Linked DNA regions of Homo sapiens: region 2 is linked to region 1. A link is a loop called in an ENCODE intact Hi-C map of the cell type or tissue named here. Cell type or tissue: MCF 10A. All regions are shown on one strand. Region 1 has its middle 55 kb from the start of LINC02852. Region 2 overlaps MCTP2 (multiple C2 and transmembrane domain containing 2).

What was found. A loop is a pair of places that touch in the nucleus more often than their neighbours do. Peaks named below come from ENCODE experiments on the same cell type or tissue, not always from the same donor. Only the 100,000 strongest peaks of a DNase experiment are listed, where the experiment ranks them.
Region 2: a loop joins it to region 1, with 2.3 times the contacts of the local background. A loop is called at or near these places in 1 of 110 quality-filtered maps.

What each region holds. Positions count from the first base shown.
Region 1 is chr15:94,532,560-94,536,559 of GRCh38, forward strand. No RefSeq gene overlaps it. Among named protein-coding and RNA genes, the nearest start is that of LINC02852, 55 kb to the right of the region's middle. In MCF 10A, no CTCF peak of the experiment used is centred here; no DNase peak of the experiment used is centred here.
Region 2 is chr15:94,428,073-94,432,072 of GRCh38, forward strand. All of the region lies in intron 17 of MCTP2 (multiple C2 and transmembrane domain containing 2), which reads left to right. Among named protein-coding and RNA genes, the nearest start is that of LINC02852, 160 kb to the right of the region's middle. In MCF 10A, no CTCF peak of the experiment used is centred here; a DNase peak (open chromatin) is centred at 2,149.

The DNA of each region.
Region 1 (4,000 bases):
CAAACCACATTCCCTTTATACATGTGCACACATGATATTGATTGTTTCTTTGGGAACCCTAATACATGATCCAACCCAGCAGAGCCATGTAGATGAAATGTACAGAAAGTATTCCATGGAAGAACACATTATTTATCTATGCTCAATAAAGGCGAGACAATCTTTAGGCACTCAGATTTTTGTAGATTAAAGGGATCATCATGATATCTGGCTGTTATGATTTCTAAATGGCTGGATTTTCCATGGAATTCAAGTTAAGGCAGGGTGGGGGTGGGAACAATGAGGATCCATCGTTTATAACAGGTTCTCAAAGTGTGCTCTTTGTCCTTTTGTCGAGGAAGGGGGTCTCTGAGACCCTTTCGGGGGTAAACTCAAAATTTTCATAATGGTACTAATATATTCTTGGCCCGTTTTACTGTGTTGAGATTGACACTGATGGACCAAAAGTGATGTGGGTTAAACTGATACACCTTAGCAGAAATCAATACGATGCCACTGAACACTGTTTATCACCATGTGCTTGCAGAGAAATAAAAGCCACTTTCACTTAAGAATGTCCTTGAGAGAGCAATAAAAATTCTTAATTTTATCTTTTTTGTGATAAAATGGGAAGTTTATATGAAGCACTTCTATTCCATAGCAAAGTATAATGGTTATCACAAGGAAAAGTACTTGTGGTGGTTATTTCAGTCGCTAACCAAACTAGCCCCTTTTTTTTCATAGAACACTATTTTTACTTGAAAGAATTGACAAAGTATAATTATTCAGACTTGGGTACTTGGCCGACATTTTCTTGAAAGTGAACAAAGTGAGCCTATCACTTAATGGTAAACAAGTGACAGTATTTGTTGTAAATAACAAAATGTAAACTTTAAAAATAAAATGCAAATTTTAGAAAACTTACGTTTACCACTGAGAGCCTAATAGCTGTCTTATGAGATTTGTAGAGATATTAAATGAAAATAATTGTTTGTTATTATATCTGAAACATGTCAAGATTTGGAAGTTTTGTCTAACTCAGTGAACCAATATTTTCCCAAAGACCAAAGTAAAAATGTTATAAAATCATTAAGTGGTAAAACATTAAACTAAAAGACAAAGTAATGGATTTTAATGTTAATTCTTATAGTTTCAGATTCCATATTGCAACTTTAAAAAACTAACACCTGTCAAGTTTTGGTACACGCTCAAACAGGCTATTAAAATATTCTTCTCTTTCCTAACTGCATATCTGAGTGAAGTCAGGATTTCTTCCTATACTTGAACAAAAGCAATACATTGTAACATGCTAAATATAGAAGCAGATAAAAGACCCCAACTGTCTTCTATTCAGTGAGACATTAAAAAGGTTTGCAATTTTAAAACAATGCTACTTTTCTCATTAGTTATTTGAAAATAGAGTTATCATAAGCAAAGATGGTATGTTAACAAGTAGATGTTATTTTACATAATAGCTACTTTAAAATTTCTCCATTTCAATTTCTAACACAGTAAATATGGATAGATATGTTCCAAATAAACAAAAGTTATTTACAGTTCTCAATTTTTAAGAATGTAAAATTTGGTCCTGAGATAAAAAATTTGTTCTACATCCATGACTCTATAGTAAAAAGTCTAGATTTTACTCAAAGTGGAGTAAGAAGCCATTCAAGTATTTTAAGTAGAAGACAGGCTTGGTTTAGACCAAATTATTGTTGGTAGAGATGTTGATTCATGATAGAAATTATTGTATGTTTGGAAGATAGTACCCACAAGACTTGCAGATGCATTCTGTGAAGAGATAGAGGATGAAAAGACAGAATTCAAGCTGACTTCAATGTAGGGTTGTCAGATTTAGTCTATCAGTCAGGGTTCAACCAGAAGAAAATCAGTGGAAAATTTATATTAAGAAATATATTTCCAGGAATTGGCTTACATAATTGTGGGGGCTGGCTAGGAGAGCATGACTTTCACAGGGCCGGCCATTAGGAAGGGGAGGTTGACAACCTTGGCAAAAGCAAAAGCTCTACACAACAGGCAGTATTTCTTCCCCCAGAAAAACCTCAGTTATGTTTTTAAGCCCTTTCAAACAATTGAGTCAGGCCCACCAAAATTATAATATCTAGAAAACAACTTATCGAAGGTAATCTCACTTACTTCAGGTCAACTAATTGAGGACTTCAATCACATCTAAAAAATACCTTTGTAGCAACATAAGATTAGTGTTTTGGCTGAATATCTGGGGGCTATTGACTAGTCAAATTGACATACCAAAAAGACCATCACTTTATACCCCTTGTCAACCTGGCACCCATACACATCTTTTTAAACCATACTCAATCTCCAAAAAAGACAATTACAATGTTATACTTACTAATAAAACTATCCTGCCTACAACCAAAAACATGTTTAACTTTCCCCAGAAGGGTAAACATGGGGATGTTCACTCTTCTTTTGATAGCCTATTACTTAAAATATTGTAATATTAAATATCATTAATACATCTCATTTAAGATGATGGGGGAATAAGAGTTGGGAGAAAATAAAAATATTTGCCTAATGTATGTACAAACACCTTAAATAACAAAGTAAGCAATATTTATAACTAAGGTCCTCATTTTTGCAACAGATCATGTGGTCACAGCTGGTATTCATAACTACCTTCTACTCTCCATTCCACATCACCTTTGTCCTCAGTAAGAACCTCAGATAGTCATGGTTCTTTGCCTGGTAGAGTAATCCAAATATTCATTCCTGCAGAGTCTGAGCTGTTAGCAATCCTGCCTGATTTGGGTTGTTGTAGTTTCCAGTTGACTTTAGTCACAGGACTGGGTAATAATAAGAGATACTTGAAGGGATCTCCTATATTCCAGACATAGTCTTCTTATATTCATTGTGTAGTAGCAGCCCAATTTACACTTGCTAATCAGGATCTATTACCCTAGCCAGCACAGGAACCCCCTGCTTTGCCTGTTGATTCAGAAGCATGAAGAGCCCAAGTGACTGCATGGCAGGTTGATTATATTGGATCTCTCCCATCATGAAAAGGACAATGCTCTGTTCTTACTGGAATAGGCACTTATTCTGCATATGGATTTGCCTTTCCTGTGTGCAACACTCCTGCCAAAACTACCATCTGTGCACTTACAGAATACTTACTGTCCTATGTTTTATTGGCAATCTTAATACTAGGATTGTGGCCTCAGTAATGGTCACTTACTGATATCGTGAAGACTAGAAGAGTTTTCAATAAGTTAAATACATGAATTTGTTTTACTTGGACAGGTCAGGGCTGAAGACAAAAATATGCAAGTCATCGATATGTACAGGGTGCTTAAACCATGGTGCAAGATAAAAGAAGAGAAGGAGACAGTAATATGGACTCCCATAATTGAAGGTAGGTGGAAAAAAAGAGGAAGGAGCTGGCCAAGAAGAGTAATGAGGAGTAGCCAGCAATGTGGGAGGACCAAAAAATGTCTGTGCTTGATACACCTACATTTTGAATATATTTTGAATTGTATGGTATTTCGTAAAGAACATCATGCCTTCTCCCGATCTGCCATGCAAACAAATGTAGGAACCATGGTGGAAAACTATGCTCAAAACCAAATATTTATCGATCTCTGCTTAAAATAAAGCACAATGAAACCTTAAAAGAACTCATCCATGGGTTCATTCATTAAAGGAGCATTTATTCAGATTTATTTTAATTTAATTAATTTAAGCACTGAGCATATAAAATTTCTTTGCAAACCTCAGGTCGTTAAAGAAAGTTTTGATAAAAATATACCACCTGAATTCAGCATTTGATTTTGATAGGGATACAGAACACTGAGAAATGCCAGAAAATTAGTTTTGGGTTTAAATATCTTACTGCCGAGTTTAATGATGCTCAGTGAATGTGAATTTGGGAGAATTAAGGAAAAAAATGGCCATCTCAGTTAACTCCTGAGACATTCTGAAACACTATTATTTCTCCCAGAATTGAGACACTTTTTATCACCATTTTGCACTTTCCCAG
Region 2 (4,000 bases), 100 kb before region 1:
TGGCATGCACATTTACCATTGTTTTTGAGCACCATACATTTTTGCATTTTGCCTTTATACTTGGGGCAGTTGTCCTTCTGTTTGAAGTATATCTTTGATATTTAAGTTCATGAGGGTCTTCTGGTGAGAAGCACTACTAGCTCATGTTTTTCTGAAAATGTCTCTGCTTCACTCTCCTTTAAAGATAATTTGTGACATACAGGATTCTAAATTGAAAGACTGAAAGAATATATACGTTAAATTATTCTACTGTCGTCTTGCTTTCCCTGTTGCTTTGAGGAATAAAGTCACTCAAATTACTTTTCCTTTGTAGTTGAACTATTTTTTCTCTCTAGCTGCTTTTAAGTGTTCCTCTTTTCCCCAGTTGTTTTTTCAGTTCTACTATGACAGTTTTAGATATAGATTATTCTTAATTTATCCTGACAAGGAATTTTTAGGGGAAGGGGGGCTTCCTATATTAATCTTTCAGCATTTCTGGAAAATCCTCAGGCATTTTTTCTTTATATATTGCTTTTTCTCGGTTCTCTGTTTAACCCCTTTCTCCACCCCAGACACCTATCAGACCTTCTCATTTCTACCTTCCATGTGTCTTAACCTCACTTGTATATCTATAACCTTGTTTCTGTGGTCTGTGTCTTCAATAATTTCTTTGGAATTATCTCTCAATTTACTAATTTTCTGTTCAGCTGCTTTTAATCTGTTAATTAGTGTACCCATTGTGTTTACATTTTATTTTCTCTCCTTTATACCATTCCTCACCAATAACTCAGATCACATAGTCCATCTTTAAAAGAATTTCCTTGCCTTCTCTACTTTCATTAGACTTGATTAACAGAACCTCAGGTAAGCATGGCTCCAAAAAAAAATATTTAGTGCATCCTGACAATTGTATTACACTTCTATAATCCACTCTCCTTTTCACTCTTCTAGACAATTTCATAACTTCTCTTCTGCCTTGAACTTTTAATACTTCTTTTCCTCATCCTCACTCTCGTAGAATGACCATGATTGACATAAGTGCCCCCTCTACTGCTACCCTACCCCCTCTATATCTATCCCCCTACCGACGTCTATGCCTGTGTCATCTGCTTTTCCTTCTGTAGCTATGGATGACCTGAATTGTTGCTAAGACCAACACTCCATTTTACAGTGGATTCCACCCTTATCACTGATTCAAAGGTAGTGCTCCAACTGTTATTTCCCATCTCCTGCCTCATAATTTTATTTATCTCTCTCTCCTCATTTATTGCTACAGTCCCTTCCAGCTATCACCATATTTCTCTGCTCTTCATTGTAATAAACCCTTTCAAAGAGTTATGTCTCCTGTCTACAATTTTCCCCGTTCTCTCAAACTCACTCTTATCTCATTTTTGCCTCATCATTTTACTAAACTCTCATTTCAAGTCACCAATGACCACATCTCAGCATCTTACTTATAAATATATTGTGGCCATCCTCTTTAAAATACTTTATCTATTTTCAAGAATACAGCCATCTCCTAATGTATCTCTTTGTCTCTGGCATTTCCTCAGGCTCTTTTTCTGATCCCCTATCTTCTCAAACTCTAAATTTGGACTTTTGTAGAAATCAATTCTGGGCCATTTCTTTCTAGTTGCTTCCTTGCTAAGGTTATCCAGTCTGATATCTTTAAATGCTATCTGGAGTCTGATAATCCACAAATTTACGTATCTAACCATAACCTCTACCCTGAATTCCAAACCATATATCTAAGGTTTACTGTGTGTCTCCACGTGGACATCTAATTGGCACCTCATACTCCCCTCCCCAAACCTGCTCTTCCTACAGACTTTGTCTCAATGCATGGACAAATCCATTCATCTAAGTTTTTCAAGCTCTTAATCTTCAAATCATTCTCAATCATTCCCTTTTTATCTTCTCATCTAAACTATTTGCAACTCCTCTGTCCCTACTTTCTAACTAGTCAAAACATGGTCACTTCTCACTAATTCCACTGCCATCACCTTAATTCTAGGCCACAATTAACTCTAACCTGGTCTTTTCAATAGCTTTGTAGATGAAATATGTGTTGTCTCTTCATGATTTGTTCTCATTATGCAACCACAGTAATTCTTCTTAAATATGAGTCAAATCATGTTATTCTGCTTCCCGCCCTCTTGGCAGTCTAGCAACTCCCTTAGAATAAAAGGCAAGGACCTTACAGCCATCAACCAGGCCCCTTGTGGCCAACTCCTGTTCCTTTTTCACTTCTCTTTCCAATATTCTTGCTCACTCTGCTTCAGACACAAGGAGTCCATGCTGCCTTTTTAAAAAAAAACAAACAAAAAAAACCCAAAAACAATCACACACACACACACACACACACACACACACACACACACACACACACACACTGGAAGGCTGGGCATGGTGACTCATGCCTGTAATCCTAGCACATTGGGAGGGTGAGGTGGGAGGATAACTTGAGGTCAGGAGTTTGAAACCAGCCTGGCCAACATGGTGAAACCCCTTCTCTACTAAAAATACAAAAAAAAAAAAAAAAAAAAATTAGCTGGGCGTCGTGGTGGGCGCCTGTAATCGCAGCTACTTGGGAGGCTGAGGCAGGACAATCACTGGAACCTGGGAGGTGGAGGTTGCAGTGAGTGAGCTGAGGTTGTGCCACTGCCCTCTAGCCTTGGTGACAGAGTGAGACTACGTCTCAAAAATAAAAAATAAAAAAATAAACAAAACACTGGAAGAAGGCATACTCCCGATTCTGGGCCTTTGCATTTGCTCTTTCTTCTGCCTGGAAACATTATTCACCTAGATACCCACACCTCCTCCAAAGTCTTTGCTCACTTACTGCCCTCTCAGTGATTTCTTCCCTAATTACCTCACATGTAATTGCAAACCCAGCCCCACTGCCTGATACTCCTTCCCTTCCTTGTCTCTCTTTTGTTTTCTCATGGTGGATCCTTTTACCGCCTGATATATATAGTTTATTTTTTCTATCTCATCTTCAATCCTCATATACAATCTAAGCTACATAAAGGCTGCTTTTGGTTTGTTTTTGTTTACTCTTGTGTCTAAATCAATGTAGGTGTTTAACAAATCAGTACTGAAGAAAAAATGAGTAATAAACTTATCCAGGAAATAAAGTAGTGACAAGAAGATGAATTTAGTTTGAATGGCCCAGGGATAGAACATTATAAGTGAAGAAATAGTCAAGCAGTTGAGAAAATAGCTTTCTAAATGAGAGAAAGGTATGTTCAAAAGCAAAGTCCTGAACATCGTTTTATATCTTAAGGTTTGCAAATGGTGCGGTGTGATTAGGAACCTAGAATGTGTGGTGCAGTTGGATTATGACACACAACCAAGTCTGAGCCAGTTAATGAAAGGTCTTAACTGTTAAATCATGAAGTCTGAATGTCTTAATGTTGGCCAGGGAAAAATGGAATATTTTAATCAGTTCGATGCTGTTGATAAAACCTAGTGGTGTTTTGTTGTTGTTTTGCTTTGGTATAGTGATATGTAAGACATGTTTTTCCTGCTTTAACAAAAAAAGGCAGTTACAACTTCTTGAGAAGGGGCTACTTATTGATTTGTTACCTTAGAAATGAATGTATACCTGGTCAAATTATAATTTTTTTTAAAAATTTAACCCTGGATTTTTTTTGAACAGAATTAACACAGCTTTGTTTCACCTTTACCCAATATGTTTATTCTAAAATAATCATACTTATGTGTTTTCCCCCTCTAAATTATGCCCTATACAATAGGATGATTTTTCATAAAGATGGTATGATTATTTAAAGATACACTGTTTCAAATATCTAGATTTTATCTTTATTATGACAAATGAGTTGATGTACACAGTATTCTGAAAGTGTCTGTGTCTGTGTGTGTTTGCTGCCCTTTCTTATTTTCTTGTCTCAAAGACCACTCCAGTGGTTTTTAAAAGAGATTTAGAATCTTCTTTAGTACTTTTCAGATGAACCAGCTTCTAGCCCTCTTAAGTATTCATACAAAATCATTAGATTTT